2 separate regions of the Homo sapiens genome follow, and region 1 is linked to region 2. Evidence: chromatin loops called from intact Hi-C (ENCODE). Cell type or tissue: CD4-positive, alpha-beta T cell. All regions are shown on one strand.

Region 1 (8,000 bases), 510 kb before region 2:
TTCTTCTGCCCAAAGAACATCTTTCAGTATCTCCTTTAGTGCAGATCTGATGGTGACAAATTCTCTGTCTGAAAATGTCTTTATTTTGGAAAGATATTTTTTGCTGAGTATAGAAGTCTAAGATGACAGTTATTTTCTTTCTAGAAATTGAAGATACTATTCCATTGTCTTTGGCTTTCATTGCTGCTATTGAGAAGTCAGCATTCAGTCTAACAGGGACTCCTTTGAAGGCAAACTTTTTTCTCTCTTTGGCTGCTTTTAAGATTTTTCCATTTGGCTTTGGCTTTTGAAGTTTTACTACCAATATATCTCAATGGAAATTTCCTTTTTTATTTTATTTTTTTGATACAGAGTCTTGCTCTATTACCCAGGCTGGAGTGCAGTGGTGTGATCTCAGTTCACTGCAACCTTCGTCTCTCAGGTTCAAGCGATCCTCATGCCTCAGCCTCCCGAGTAGCTGGGATTACAGATGTGTGCCACATGCCCAGCTAATTTTTGTATTCTTAGTAGAGAAGGGGTTTCGCCATGTTGGCCAGGCTGGTCTCAAACCCCTGGCTTCAAGTGATCCACCCACCTTGGGCTCCCAAAGTGCTGGGATTACAGGTGTGAGCCACCGCGCCCAGTCAGATTTCCTTTTTTATATTGGCTGGTATTGGTTGGGATTCTTAAATCTGTAAATGGATGTCTTTCATCATTTTGGAAAATTCTCAGCCATTAACTCTTTATTTAAATATTGTTTCTTCCCATCCTCTTTCTCTTCTCCTTCTGAGACTCCAATAAAATTAAATACATATTAGGCCTTTCCACTGTATACTGTGTCTCTTACCCTTTCCTATATTTTACATCTTTCTGTATCTGCACACTTCATTTTGAATAGTTTCTTGTGCCTTACTCAAGGTCACTATTTCTGTCTTTTGTTATGTCTAATCTGCTATTAAACCCATCCATTATATTTCACTTCTAAAATTTTTCAATGGGTTCTTTAAACAAAAAATCAAGTTATCTGCCAATATTCTCAACCTTGTTGTTTATCTCCCTGAATATAGTAAGTATAATTATTTTAAAGGCTATGTCTGATAATACCAATATCTGGAGTCCTTGTGTCTGTTTGTAATGTCTATTGTTTCTGTAGGTATTGTGTATCTGCTTATTTTTATTGTATGTCTAATTTAATATCTGCAAAACTGGCCAGGCATGGTGGCTCATGCCTGTAATCCAGCACTTTGGGAGGCTGAGGCAGGCAGATCGCTTGAGCCCAGGAGTTTGAGACCGGTCAGAGTGACATGGAGAAACCACAGCTCTACAAAAAATGCCAAAAAATCCTAGCTGGGCATGGTGATATGTGCTTGTAGTCCCAGCTACTCAGGAAGCTAAGAGGGAGGGCTGCTTGAGCCTGGGAGTATGAGGCTACAGTAAGCCATGATTGTGCCACTGTACTCCAACCTGGGCAACAGAGTAGGACTCTGTCTCAAAAAAAAAAAAAAAAAAAAAAAAAGCAAAATTATTTGTAGAAATAATTTAAGGTTTAGAATAATGTTATCTCCTCCCAGGGATGATTTATGTTTGCTTCTGCATGAAACCTGTGAGCATCAGCACTCGGGGATTACCAGTATTCCAGGACTACCTCAATCTAATTTACAGGATTGAGATGAATGAAAGATGAGCTACAGTACCTGAAAGAGCCTATACTAGGTGAATCCTTATTCTACAATGGTAGCCTTTACAGGTTCCAAATCAAAGCAAGATGGTTTCTGTTTCGCCTACTTTAGTGATCATTAGACACCAATCTCTAAGGCTTTGGTTCCTCTAGGCTAACAAGTGTGGCTCAGCTTCTTGGCCTCTCCACTATACTCTCCTCAATTAGCATAAATCCCCAGAGGAAAAAGCACACCTAAATACTAGTCTCATCTTCCTGGGACTCCTCTTATTTAGACCCTTACCTAGCAATTTTTGCTATTTTGTTAGTTCTCTAGTATCTTTAAACAGATGTGTATTATGTTTTGTCTAACAATTCTAACTTTTCTTGGTGGAAGGACTGATTGATTGCCTAGTATGCCACAACTAGAACCAGAGTAAATATTTAGTTATTGATGATGATAGATAATAGATATTGGATGACTGATAGCTAAAGGGTTTGTGGAAGCCTTTTTAAAATGAATAAAATCGAGGTCTGAATCAACTGAAGGGATAATTAGTGGATTAAGAACTTGAGGGAAAGCCCTCTACATTCATCTAACATGCTGCTACTAGGCTATTCACCTATGTTTGCTTAGGATGCAAATATACACACTAAGTTTATTCAAATCTTTCTGTGCTTCCTCTTTCGGGCAACAATCATTTACTGAGCAACTATGTGCTAGACTCTATTCTAAAATTTCTGTGATTTGGGCTAAGTGCAGTGGCTCATGCCTGTAATCCTAGTATTTTGAGAGGCTGAGGCGGAGGATCACTGGAGCTCAGGAGTTTGAGACCAGCCTGGGCAATGTAGGGAAACCCTGTCTACAAAATATTTAAAAAATTAGCTGGGCATGGTGGCACATGCCTATGGTCTCAGGTACTCATGAGGCTGAGGTGGGAGAATTGCTTGGGTCTGAGAGGTAGATGCTTCAGTGAGCTGTGATTATGCCACTGCATTCTAGCCTAGGAGACAGAGTAAAACCCTGTCTCAAAAAAAAAAAAAAAAAACTGTGATTTGATACTAAGTGAGAGAAGATGCAGACAGTTTTGTTAGGAAAGAAAGAAAGTCACAGAGGGAGAGGTTAAAAACACAGGGAACACAAAAAAGAAACTGGAATAAGATACTAGGAGGAAGGAATGGGATTAAGAACATGTGGAGGGGCTAGCCCTAAATAGGAAAATGCCACCTCTTCTTGGAATTTGATGGAAATCGTGTAAAATTCAGTACAGATACAGTTGCATTTACAGTTTTAAGAATTAGAAAGCTTCTAACTGTTAACTTCAATTTTCTAGGAGAAGGTTAAGGGTGGGATGGGGATCTTGATGTGAAGTCTTAGAATAACTACTATGGGGATATGAGGGAAGAAAATATGATTAAAAACACAAGCAGTGGCCCATTCTACACTATGACATGCTTTCTCTCTAGTAATATTTAATAGCCTAGATATAGATAGGATAAAGGTCTAGATTAGTCCAATATTAGGAGTTTATAGAGTACATACTGTAAAAGACAAAAGGGCAGGGATGGTAGCATACTAAGAAGAGAATGGCAACACAGTTTAAATTGGATAGAAAAGGAAGTGATACAGGAGGAAGGTGACAGTAAAAAGTTAAGGGAAAGATGCCAGTAGCTTAAAGGTCTGGATGAGGTCAAAGGAGTGAGTGAGTGAATAAAAGGTCTAGAAAGAAAATAAATTATCAGAAATTAACATACTAATTTATATTATAAGTGGGACAGTTCTAGGAAAGAAGGCCCTGAACAGCCATTGAAGTGGTTTGCCGGAGTACAATATAAATGACGGTTATTGGAATTGAGGAGGTAAAGGGTATTAAAGGCTAGGTCACTATTTATCAACACTTTTTTCATTATTGCCACCCTAAGTAGCTTTTTAAGGCATTTTTTTCCTGATTACTCCTCCTTCCCACAGGAGGTTTAATATACTGTTTATCTGTTTATGCATTATAATATGCAATATGTTTTTACTCCCCAAGAATCAATGCTCACTCCTATGAGGCAACATCATCCCCTTCATTGAAAAGGCATGGGCCAGATGGTGGGACGGCTGGTCCACCTGCACGCTGACACAGCTCCCACAGGCAAGTCTTACTGCCCAGCTCCTTTTCCACATAATAGAAATCAGTACTCAGGTTCTACTGAAATATTAATCAGCAAAACTCAATATTCCATTTGATTTTATGATTTCAAGGAGCTTGCCATCTTAAAAAGATTCTTTGGAACTTAACATACTATTGGGATATATTTAGACTGTTAACAAGTACAGCAACTCATAGTAACAGCAGTTTAGAAGAGTTTAAATGCCATTGAACAGGCATTTGCTTCAGAGGTAATAAGATGGGTATGTTAGTAAAAATATTTAATATGAAAACTATTTACATTTTATTTGGTCACTGTTTTCCTATTCATAAGTGAATAGTGACTAAATTATTTACTACTGCTATTTTGCAACTTGTCACTTGGGGGCAGCAAGACTATTTTGGTAATCACAGAATGGAGCATTTAACTAGTAGGACAGGTAGGGCATTAAAGATTCTACAGCATGACGAGAAGGGAGAAAGTGGTAACACTGTATTCAAGTCTAATACAGAAAACATTTACAAAACAGCCCTTTGTAAGAAGTAATAATTATTTCCCCAATATATTTTTATTTCTATTCTGTATCTATTCTAATTATAGTTTTCAAAAGTTACTCCTCATAAATGAAGTCAACAGAAGGCAGCATAATTGAGTGGAAAGTGAGCAGCCTACAGAGCCACACAAATCTGGATTCAATTCCTTGTCCTACAGTGTACTAGATATAATGTTTGGGCAGATTACTTATCCTCTTGGAGACTCAGTTTCCTCATCTATGGAATGGCGATATATTAATACTTATAGGGTTGAGATTAAATATGTGAATAGATGTACTTATGTTACTAGATGTAAAATGCTGGACACATAATTAGGCTTAGCAAAACGTACTTAATAGTAATGACCAAGCAAAAGGTATGGGTATCTCACAGTGGAAAGAATGCTTCACCTCTTCAGTAATCAAGGAAATGGAAAGTCCACAAGGAAATACCACTATTTTGTACCCAATTAATCAGCAAGAGATATATCAAGGGTGATCTTTAGATTCAAGGTATAACTGGAAAAATATTAGTGTTTGGCTGAAAACATGGTTGTTATCCATGCCCAGAGCTGTGATCAGATAAGAATGATGTGACTGTTCAGTTCGTTCACAGTGACTAGTATGAGCCAGACATGCAACTAGGTGCTAAAAATTCTGGGCAAGCAATTGTAAGACATAAAACAGTTTACTTTCTTCTCTATTAGACACATTTGGGAGGCCAAGAAAAGTTAAATAACATTCTTGTGCTATCATTTCCCCAAACACAAATAGGCTGTGACCACTAATCTAACAACAGAAAGAAAATGCGTATGTTCAATAGCAGCCATATTAAATATGAGATGCAACTCTCAGCTTTCTTCTGATAACTAAGAAAACAGAAAAAGCTTTTCCGATGTCTCAGGTATTTCAAATATTTGATATTAAAGGGAGTGCTAGGTTGGATCTATGATGGTATATTATAATAATAACTGAAAGTAATGCTAAATCTTCATACTTCCTAAAGTGACACTGGAATTCCAAGATATTTAAAACGGCACTGACAATAAAAATTAGTTCTAGATACTGGTATTCAATAAAGGAGCCTCGGTTGATAAAGAATAAATCAACACTACCCTGAACCATGTACACATTTGATGCATTCCCTATCAAAATACCAATTATACTCTTCACAGAAATAGGAAAAAAATTCTAAAAACTATGCAGAACCAGAAAAAACCTTGAACAGCCAGAGCAATCCTGAGCGAAAAGAACAAAGCTAGAGGCATCATACTACCTGATGTCAAAATTTACTACAAAGCTACAGTAAGCAAAATAGCATGGTACTGGCATAAAAACAGACACATAGACCAAAGAAACAGAATAGAGAATCCAGATATCAATCCAAGCATTTATAGCCAATCATCTTTGACAAAGGCACCACGAACCCACAATGGGGAAAAGGCAATCTTTTAAATAAATGATGCTGGGAAAACTAGATAACCATATGCCGAAGAATGAAAGTAGATCCCCCTCTCTCCATACAAAAAATCAAATCAAAATGTATTAAAGACTTCAATCTAAGACCTGAACTATGAAACTACTAGAAGAAAACATTGGGGAAACCTTCCAGACATTGGTCTGGGCAAAGATTTTTTGTAAGACCTCAAAAAGCACAGGCAACACAAGTCAAAATAGACAGATGGGATTATATCAAACTAAAAAGCTCTTGTACGGCAAAGGAAACGGTCAGCAGAGTGAGGAGACAACCTACAGAACTGGGAGAAAACATTTGCAAAAGCTATTCATATGACACAGGATTTATATCAGAATATACAAGGAACTCAAACAACTCAATAGCAAAAAAATAAACTATCCAATTAAAATATAGGCAAAAGATCTGAATAGACATTTCTCAAAAGAAGACATACAAATGACTAATAGGTATATGAGGAAATGCTCAGAGTCACTAATCATCAGGGAATACAAATCAAAACCACAATGAAGGCAGGGCACGGTCGCTCACGCCTGTAATCCCAGCACTTTGGGAGGCCGAGGCAGGTGGATCACGAGGTCAGGAGATCGAGACCATCCTGGCTAAGACGGTGAAACCCCGTCTCTACTAAAAATACAAAAAATTAGCCGGGCGTGGTGGCGGGCATCTGTAGTCCCAGCTATTCAGGAGGCTGAGGCAGGAGAATGGTGTGAATCCAGGAGGCGGAGCTTGCAGTGAGCCGAGATCGTGCCATTGTACTCCAGCCTGGGCAATAGAGCGAGACTCCATCTCAAAAAAAAAAAAAAAAAAAAAAACCCAAAAAACAAAAAAACAAAAACAAACAAATAAAAAAACCCACAATGAAATATCATCTCATTCCAGTTAAAATGGCTATAATAAAAAAGAAAAAGAATATCAAATGCTGGTGAGGATGTGGAGAAATGCTGGGAATGTAAATTAGTATAGCCATTATGGAAAACAGTAGGGAGCCTCCTCAAAAAAACGAAAAATAGAAATATCATACAATCAATCTGGCAATCCCACTAGTGGGCATATATCCAAAGGAAAGGAAATCAGTATGTTAAAGCTATATCTGCACTCCTATGTTTACCGCAGCACTATTCACAATAGCTAAGATACAGAATCAACCTAAGTGCCCATCCAGGGATGAATGGATAAAGAAAATGTGGTACATATACACAATGGAATATTACTTAGCAATAAAATGAATGATATCCTGTCCTTTGCAGCAAAATGGATAAGGCTGGAGGACATTATATTTAATGAAATAGGCCAGGGACAGAAAGACAACTACCACATGTTCTCACTCATATGTGGGAGCTAAAAAAGCTGATCCCATAGAAGTTGAACCCACAGAAGTAGAGAGGAGAATAATGTTTACCAGAGGCTGGGAAGGGTAGAGGAGAGAAGGGGATAGGGAAAAGTTAGTTAATGGTACAAAATTACAGTTAGATAGGAGGAATAAGCTCTAGTGTTCAATAGTTAACAACAATTTATTGGATATTTCAAAACAGCTAGAAGAAAGGATTTGGAATGTCCCCAACAAAAAAAAAATAATACATGTTTGAGGGAGATATGCCATTTACCCTGATTTGATCATTACACATGTATATATGTTGTATACATGCACAGACACCCTCAAAATATGTACAATTATTATGTATCAATAAAAAAAGAATAGACTTGAGTATTAAGTAATTAGGTATCTAATTCTCAGCTCTCTTCCATAATGGAAACAACAACAACAACAACACCTTTCCTTTCAACATACTTAGGAGGATTTCTGAGTTTAGTTTAAGTATTTGATTAGTTATCACCAATTCTCCATTCCAAAAACTCAATAAAAATAAAAAGCATGGGACTTTTCCCACAGTACTTAAAAAGCCAAGCAACACAGCTGAACAGGTTATCCTACAGCTGATCATTCTGCTCCTTTGTCCACTTATTCTATACCTTACTGTAGTATATTTCTCTGAATTTAATGGTCTACATGGCTTTCTTAATAGTTTGTGAGCTCCATGAGGGTGGAAGTCATGTCTTATATCTACCTCTCCATCTACAGCACTTGCTTAGAATATTGCCTAATACACAAGTGGCACATGTGTGTGTATGTGTAAAGGATGAGTACTTAAAGAAAACTGGCTTTAGAAGATGAGAAAAAAGAACTCTTTTGACAATCAAAACTTTATTACTATCTCATA
Region 2 (8,000 bases):
CATGTGGAAATGTGCACAGGAAACTGCCTGGGACTTCGCTTTACCCAAACAGTAACCCCACACTGCAAGAGGGGACCCCTCCACCCCCAGTACCCTGGACCCCCTCCGCAGAGTCTCGGCAGAGCCCTTTGTGCTGCTGCTTCTGGAAGTAGTCCCCCTTCCTCCCGGGATGACCTCAGGACTCTGTCGGTTTCCCCTCTTTACCCTTCCCCGTCCCCGTGTTCTGCTGGGCTCTGATTCTGCCCAATGAGTATCCCCATAGGTTCTCAAAAACATGAACAAGTCTGTAAAGCTCAGACATTTGTCAGCCTCAACAGCACCACCCATTCAAGCATCCTGTGGATAAAGAATTCAGGGAACCATCCACACACCTGCCAACCCTGGGAAGCATCCAGTTCTCAAATCGTTTTTGCTATGGATTTATACTAACAAGAACATTCCTTGACTTCCCTCCTGCTGGTGTTTTAAAGCCACAAGTAGGGAAGATATCTGGCAGGCAGAAAGAAGTCTGTGATGATAAACAATGATGAGGATGACCTAGGCACCCTACGCTAGTGTGAGAAGCCTGCGCCCCAGGAAGGATCTGTGTTAGTCCCTGGGATGGCTCCAAGGCCTGCTCTAGGAAGGCAGCATGCTCAGTGGGAACACAGCAAGATTCAGAATTTAAAGTAGTTGCTTCATGGCTCTGTGCACTCCCTTTTCTTCCTCGCAGCCTCCCTAAGATGACTCCAGTGTGACCCTGTGCTTAGTGAGCAATAGTGATTGAGCTCATGTTCCCTGCAAGTGCCATTTCCTCTCCAGGATGGGCCTCTAAAGCTGAGGCCTGGCTCAGAGCCTGTTTGCCCTCTGTCTTAAACAATTGTAAATATCACTTAAATTATAACCATTTGCAATAAACATCCCCAAAGTTCCCTGTCTCCTTTATTTTAGGGTCCTCTAGGCCCTTTTCATTTTATGTCCCCACTGGATTTGAGATCTTGCTGGAAGCAGACCTGTTTTCTTTCTACCAGAGTCTGGTTCTTTCTGATGAAGAGCAGCTTTAGGCACAGACAAAAAGTGAGGGCTTTTGGAGGTTAGTGGTGGCATTGTCCCCGCACAGTTTGGTTAGCATTTCATTCTGGGCCAAGGTACACAGTCCTTGCTTATTCATGCCCCACAGTAAAGAACTAAGATGGGGAGTATGTGAGGAATCATCTAGTATGGTGGACCTAAGTTGTGTGGGGTTTTTTGGTTTTGCTTTTGTTTTGAGACAGGGTCTCGCTCTGCAACCCAGGCTGGAATGCAGTGGCGCAATCCTGGCTCACCACAACCTCTGCCTCCCAGGCTCAAGCCATCCTCCCACCTCGGCCTCCTGAGCAGCTGGGACTATAGGTGCACGCGACCACACCTGGCTAATTTTTGTATTTTTTGTAGAGACGAGTTTTGCCACGTTACCCTATGCATTTCACCATAAGGACCTAAGTTTTAAGAACCATAACAACCGGCCTGGCACAGTGGCTCATGCCTGTAATCCCAGCACTTGGGGAGGCTGAGGCTGGCAGATCATGAGGTCAGGAGTTTAAGACCAGCCTGACCAACATGGTAAAACCCTGTCTCTACTAAAAAGCCAGGCATGGTGGCATGTGCCTGTAATCCCAGCTACTCAGGAGGCTGAGGCAGGAGAATCACTTGGACCTGGGAGGCGGAGGTTGCAGTGAGCCAAGATCGCGCCATTGCACTCCAGCCTGGCGACAGAGTGAGACTCTGCCTCAAAAAAAAAAAAAAAAAAAAAAAGAACCATAACAACCAGTGTTGTATGGTGGACCCAATTTTGCCACTAACTCAGTGTGGTCTTGAGCAAGTCATTTCCCACCTGTTTCCTCATCTATAAAATGACAGCTAGGGATGGGCTAAAGGAGCCTTGAGGTTTCTTCCAGGTCCCAAAGCCTCTGCTTCAGCTTTCCTCCAAAATGCCTGCAGCCCCCAGAACCTCCAGGTAGCGCTTCCTGGCATGTCTCCTTGGCACGGCCAACATCATAGAACCACCATACCGAAAACTCGGCCCTTCCTGTGAGGCGGCTGCTCTGAATGTGTTAGTAGGGAGTGCTTGTCAGCCAGAGAAGAACAGAGGCCTGGCTCTGCACCTGTGGCTCCACTGGGAAGGTACTAACCCCAGCATTTACAGAGCAGTTTAAGAACCTCCTTTTTTTTTTTTTTTTTTTTTTTTGAGACAGAGTCTTGCTCACTCTGTTACCAAGGCACGATCTTGACTCACTCACTGCAACCTCTGCCTCCTAAATTCAAGTGATTCTCCTGCCTCGGCCTCCTGAGTAGCTAGGACTACCACTGTGCACCACCACACCCGGCTAACTTTTGTATTTTTAGGAGAGATAGGGTTTCACCATGTTGGCCAAGCTGGTCTCAAAACTCCTGACCTCAAGTGTTCTGCCCACCTCGGCCTCCCAAAGTGCTGGGATTACACGTGTGAGCCACCACACCAGGCCACAACCTCACTTTTAACATCCTTTCTGGGATATCAGATTATCTCTCAAAGGAGTTGGCCACTCTCCTATCTTATCATCTGTCTGCCACCTTTCCCCTCTTGGGGTGTCCCTGGTATCAAAGCAAAGGCTTTGCTCTTCTCATTGCTCCAGGCCTGGGGCATAAGCAAAATGTGAGCTTTTCTTAAATTTGTCCCCGAATCCTAAAATCACTCTTTCCTTTGACCCTCCTTTCTCCAGCCTGAAAGAGGAGTCTCATTCACGGCCTTTGTGGGACATTCATTTCCCTACAAGAGATCTGCTGATTGGCCTGGGCTCGCTAAAGCTGAAAGCTGGAGCATGGCAGGAGAGGGTCAGGATCTCACATGCAACATCTTGAAACCCAGGGTCAAGGGTACCTATCACAGGTACATGGAATTCCAAATGAACTCCACCAGCTCCTAGGAGTGCCTGAGGAAGCAGAGGGTGGTCCAGGTGCTCAAGAAGACATGACAGCCGCACTTTGGCACAATAGGTTAAATGTGCAGGTGAGAGGTACAAGCTAAGACCCAGAAGAGACCAAGGTCCCCCAAGGAAAAAGTCCTCAGGCAAGGTGACATGTGAGCAGCCTGAGACGATTTTAGTAGGCAGAGTTTTTGATGAGCTGGGGAGCATATGGGAACACACAGGGTTGATTTCTGCTTCGGTTTTTATTCAGATTGTTTCTTCTAACCTAGATAGAATAAGCCTCCCCTCCTCCAAGACTCAGCTCATCCAGCATGGTGGCTCACATCTGTAATCCCAGCACTATAGGAGGCCGAGGTGGGAGGATCGCTTGAGCCCAGGAATTTGAGGCGACACAGCAAAACCCCATCTCTACTAAAGATTATAAAAATTGGCCGAGTGTGGTGGCACACACCTGTAGTCCCAGCGGCTGAGGTGGGAGGATCACTTGAACCTGGAGGCAGAAGTTGCAGTGAGCTGAAATCACACCACTGCACTCCAGCTTGGGCGACAGAGTGAGACCCTGTCTCAAAAACAAAGAATGTGAGTACACAATCGTTAAGTGCCCCACCTAGTTTTAGTTCTGGCTAGAGCATATGCTCTATAACCCTGTTGGACTCTTAAGGCAAAGGAGAGGTCCAGGCAATGACTGCATCCAGGCAAGGAAGCAGGCACGGCAGCTTGGGAGCCAGGAGTCAAGCCCCGTGGCGAGGGCATCTGACTGCAAGCCTTAGCACAGCCCAAGCAGGGTTATGTGCTCTCTCAAGAAACGGAACAGGAAGGAGGAGGAGACAGGGTCTGGTTTAGCTTTCAGGCTTCAAGTGCCACCTGCTGGCAAGAAGGCTCCGTGCAAGGGCTCATTGGCCCAGAGCCAGAGAAGGGGAGGCTGCGCGATTCCAGCCTAGACCCAGCCCTACTCCAGAAAATAGGCCTCCCCAGGGACCTGAGTCGCATGGAGTGGAGTGGAATGAACGGCCAGAGACGGATCATAACCATAAAGAGTGACACTGTTGGGAGGCCGAGGTGGGCAAATCACAAGGTCAGGAGATCGGGACCATCCTGGCTAGCACAGATTAGCACAGACTCTACTAAACTCTACTAAAAATACAACAAAAATTTGCCGGGCATGGTGGCACATGCCTGTAATCCCAGCTACTCGGGAGGCTGAGTCAGGAGAATTGCTTGAACCCGGGAGGTGGAGGTTGCAGTGAACCGAGATCACGCCACTGCATTCCAGCCTGGCGACAGAGCAATCTCAAAAAAAGAAAAAAGAGTGATACTAGGGATCTGAATGTAATTGCGCAAAGGAAAAGAGCTATTTATGCCCATGATGTATTGTTTGTTCTCTGTGTCCTAAGAATGGGAATTCTTCCTAGGAATTAAGAAGGTATAATTCACTCTCTTCATTCTACAACTCTACTGATCGCCTACCATGGACCCAAGCACTAAGCAAGGTTTTCAAGGAGTTTGCATTCTAGTGAGGAAAACAGAAAATAAGCCATAAAGTTAAGTACAGGCTGCTACAAGAACACTTAGAAGAGCAGGAGCCAGGCGCAGTGGCTCACACCTATAACCCCAGCACTTTGGGAGGCCAAGGCGGGCAGATCACCTGAGGTCAGGAATTCAAGACCAGCCTGGGCAACACAGTGAGACCCCTGTCTCTAAACAAAAAAAAAAAAAAAAATTAGCCAGGCATGGTGGCACACGCCTGTAGTCCCAGCTACTCAGGAGGCTAAGACAGGAAGATTGCTTGAGCCAAGGAGGTTGAGGCTGCAGTGAGCCAAGATTACACCACTGCACACCAGCCAGGGTGACAGAGCAAGACCCTGTCTCAAAGGCCATCTAATGCAGACTTGGGAGTTCAAGGCAGGCTTGCAGAGGAAGTGGCTTGGTTTTGTTTATTTAAAAAAGTGGACGGGCGCGGTGGCTCACGCCTGTAATCCCAGCACTTTGGGAGGCTGAGGCGGGCAGATCACAAGGTCAAGAGATCGAGACCATCCTGGCCAACATGGTGAAACCCCGTCTGTACTAAAAATTAGCCAGGTATGGTGGCATGCGCCTGTAGTCTCAGCTACTCAGGAGGCTGAGGCAGGAGAAGTGCTTGAACCTGGGAGGCAGAGGTTGCAGTGAGCCAAGATTGTGCCACTGCACTCCAGCCTGGCGACAGAGTGAGACTCCATCTCAAAAAAAAAAAAAAAGTAATAATACTATGAACTTTATACCAATAAATTTGAAATTGATTGTTTCCTAGAAAATATAATTTACCAAAAAAACACAAGGCAACAAAATCTAAACAGACTTAATAAATTGAATCAGTAGTTAGAAATCTACTTACAACAAAAAGTACCAAACCCAGATGGCTTTATATGAGGGAGAAAAAAAAAAAAACGGATCAGATTCTGTAGGGCCCTATAATCCCCAATGAGGAGTTTGGACTTTTATCTTAATGATAATTAGAAGCCACCGAAGGGCTTTAAGCAGGAAAATGACATAATGAGCTTTGATTTTTAAAATGATGGCTTTGCCTGCATCCAGGTTGGCATGTGATCCAGGCTGGAGATTTATAATCAGTTTTAAAATGCTGAAAGCGGCTAGGTTTGGTGGCTCATGTCTGTAATCCCAGCACTTTGGGAGGCTAAGGCGGGCGGATCACCTGAGGTCAGGAGTTCAAAACCAGCCTGGCCAACATAGCGAAACCCCGTCTCTACTAAAAATACAAAAATTAGCCAGGCATCGTGGCGGGAGCCTGTAATCCCAGCTACTTGGGAGGGTGAGACAGAAGAATTGCTTGAACTCGGAAGGCGGAGATTGCAGTGAGCCGAGATTGCGCCACTGCACTCCAGCCTGGGTGACAGAGCGAGACTCCATCTCAAAAAGAAACCCCAAAACCTGGGTTCCTTCAATTTCAAGGTCAACTGACCATGAACACATGAAATATCCAGATCATTTTCCCAACTGTAAAATATTAATACCAGCTCCATCTCTTCCCCCAAGGGAAACTGGAAATAGAAATCATCAAAGTGCAAGGACTTTAACCAAAAAGCCTGTACTTGATGGGATATCCAGGAGACAGACCAGGGTCAGTACAGAGGGCTGTGGTTGGCCTGTGCCCTTATCTCTCCAGTGTCCAGCCTCTGGCTCTCCCTAGGTGTAGAAGGCTTCTCCAGGGAGGAGGAGAGAGCAAGGGACTAAAGTGGGGGTCCAGAGGTGCAGTGGGGGAATATTCACATGTTCATTCAACAAATAATTTATTGAAGCTCAAAGTGAAAATCCAATTACCTATCAGTTATTCAGTCTTGGGTGAATTATTTTCATCATCTTCAATGTGAGGTTTACCTTGGTTGTTTTTTTGTTTACAGTTTTTAATACAGTTTTTAAACAGGTAAACATCCACATAGTTCCAGAATCAAATATTGGGAATCCACCGGTATTTGATTCCAGAATCATCCACTGAGTGCGGAGGCTCATGTCTGTTATCCCAGCATTTCTGGAGATCAAGGAGGAAGGATCGCTTGAGCTCACGAGTTCAAGACCAGCCTGGGCAACATGACAAAACCCCATCTCTACTAAAAATACGAAAAAATAACTGGGCATGGTAGCATGTGCCTGTGATCCCAGCTACTTCGGAGGCTGAGGTGGGAGGATCGCTTGAGCCTGGGGAGGTTGAGGCTTTAGTGAGCCTTGATTGTGCTACTGCACTCCAGCGTGGACAACAGAATGAGACCCTGTCTCAAAAAAAAAGGTGTCTACGTTGAGGTCTCATTCTCAGCCATCCCCACAGCTGCATGGTATTCCATTATATACCATAGCTTAGTCAAAAGGGTAGTTTATTGAGGGAGAGATTTTGGAGCCTGGAGTTGTTTTTTTTTTTTTATAAAGAGGCCTTGCAGGGTCACATTTGGAGGCAGAAAGAGACACTGGGGAGCCAGGGAGTAAAAGAGCAAAGGCCATGAAGTGGGGCATATTCCACGACTTGGCCATTCTTCCTGAAGCCTTAGGAAGGAATCTAGCCCCCTGACTTGCTCAGGGAAGCTCTGGATAAAATATGTGAGGAGAGAAAAACCTGTCTGTGGGATTAACTTATTCTATTCATTTAACAAATATGTATGAGCCTCTATTAGGTATCAGGGCCCTGTGCTCAGACCATGGGGAACACGGGCAAGATCTCCAAATTGGTTTAGCTGGAGACAGAATGTAAGTAAACTTGCAAGCAAAGGCAGTGAAAGTGGGAGTCCATGGAGGGTCTGGGCTTAATAAGTGCTATGGGAGTTCAAAGCAGGGGGAGTTCCTGAAGAAGCCCCTTTCTCAGCCTCAGACCCTGGCTCAGATGTCATCTCCCACAGGAAACCTTCCCAGTGCTACACACATAACTGATAACTGTGTCTTCTGAGCTGCTGGAGTTTACACAGTCCCATTGTCCTTACCATAGTACCCTGTCATTCTTTCCAATCTGTTTCCCTTACTAGACTGTGAGCTCCCTGATGGCAGGTTCTGTCCTTATTCATGGTGCATCTCTGAATCCCTAAATCTCTGCACAGTGCCTGGCTTTCCATGTAGACATATGACCATTAAATTCTCTCTCACACAGAGGAGATAGGGTTTAAGCCAAGCCCTAAAGAATAAATTAGATTTGGACAGATAGGAAAGAATTAAAGCCAACAGGCATATAGATACGAGTGAGGTGAAGCATTGGCTCAGTAAAGATGGGGAAGGTACAATGGGAAATACAAGCATGTTAAAGGCAGATTGTGAATTCTTGGTATCCCCAGAGGAGAGAAATCTAGAGGCTGGTGGTCACCCAATACAAAGGTGGTTTTAGGTCTAGGAGCAAAATGAGGAGATGCTGAGATTCATTGGTAGATTCCTTTTTCCAGTGACTTCTGGATATCTGTGAAGGTGGCAATGAAAAGTTTTGGTTTTTTGTTTTGTTTTGTTTTGTTTTGTTTTGGAGACTGTCTCTTCCATTTGTTGCCGAGGCTTGAAAGCAGTGGTGCCACCTCGGCTCAATGCAACCTCTGCCTCCCAGGTTCAAGCAAT

What was found. Peaks named below come from ENCODE experiments on the same cell type or tissue, not always from the same donor. Only the 100,000 strongest peaks of a DNase experiment are listed, where the experiment ranks them.
Region 1: a loop joins it to region 2, with 11 times the contacts of the local background. A loop is called at or near these places in 57 of 110 quality-filtered maps.

What each region holds. Positions count from the first base shown.
Region 1 is chr10:72,871,607-72,879,606 of GRCh38, reverse strand. All of the region lies in intron 6 of MCU (mitochondrial calcium uniporter), which reads right to left. Among named protein-coding and RNA genes, the nearest start is that of OIT3, 18 kb to the left of the region's middle. In CD4-positive, alpha-beta T cell, no CTCF peak of the experiment used is centred here; a DNase peak (open chromatin) is centred at 4,166.
Region 2 is chr10:72,360,250-72,368,249 of GRCh38, reverse strand. MICU1 (mitochondrial calcium uptake 1) reads left to right here. Exons shown (of 12, transcript NM_001195518.2): 12 at 1-910. The coding sequence ends at 55. Among named protein-coding and RNA genes, the nearest start is that of DNAJB12, 9.3 kb to the right of the region's middle. In CD4-positive, alpha-beta T cell, a CTCF peak has its summit at 3,804 (motif pointing left); a DNase peak (open chromatin) is centred at 3,769; H3K4me3 peaks cover 295 bases; H3K27ac peaks cover 445 bases.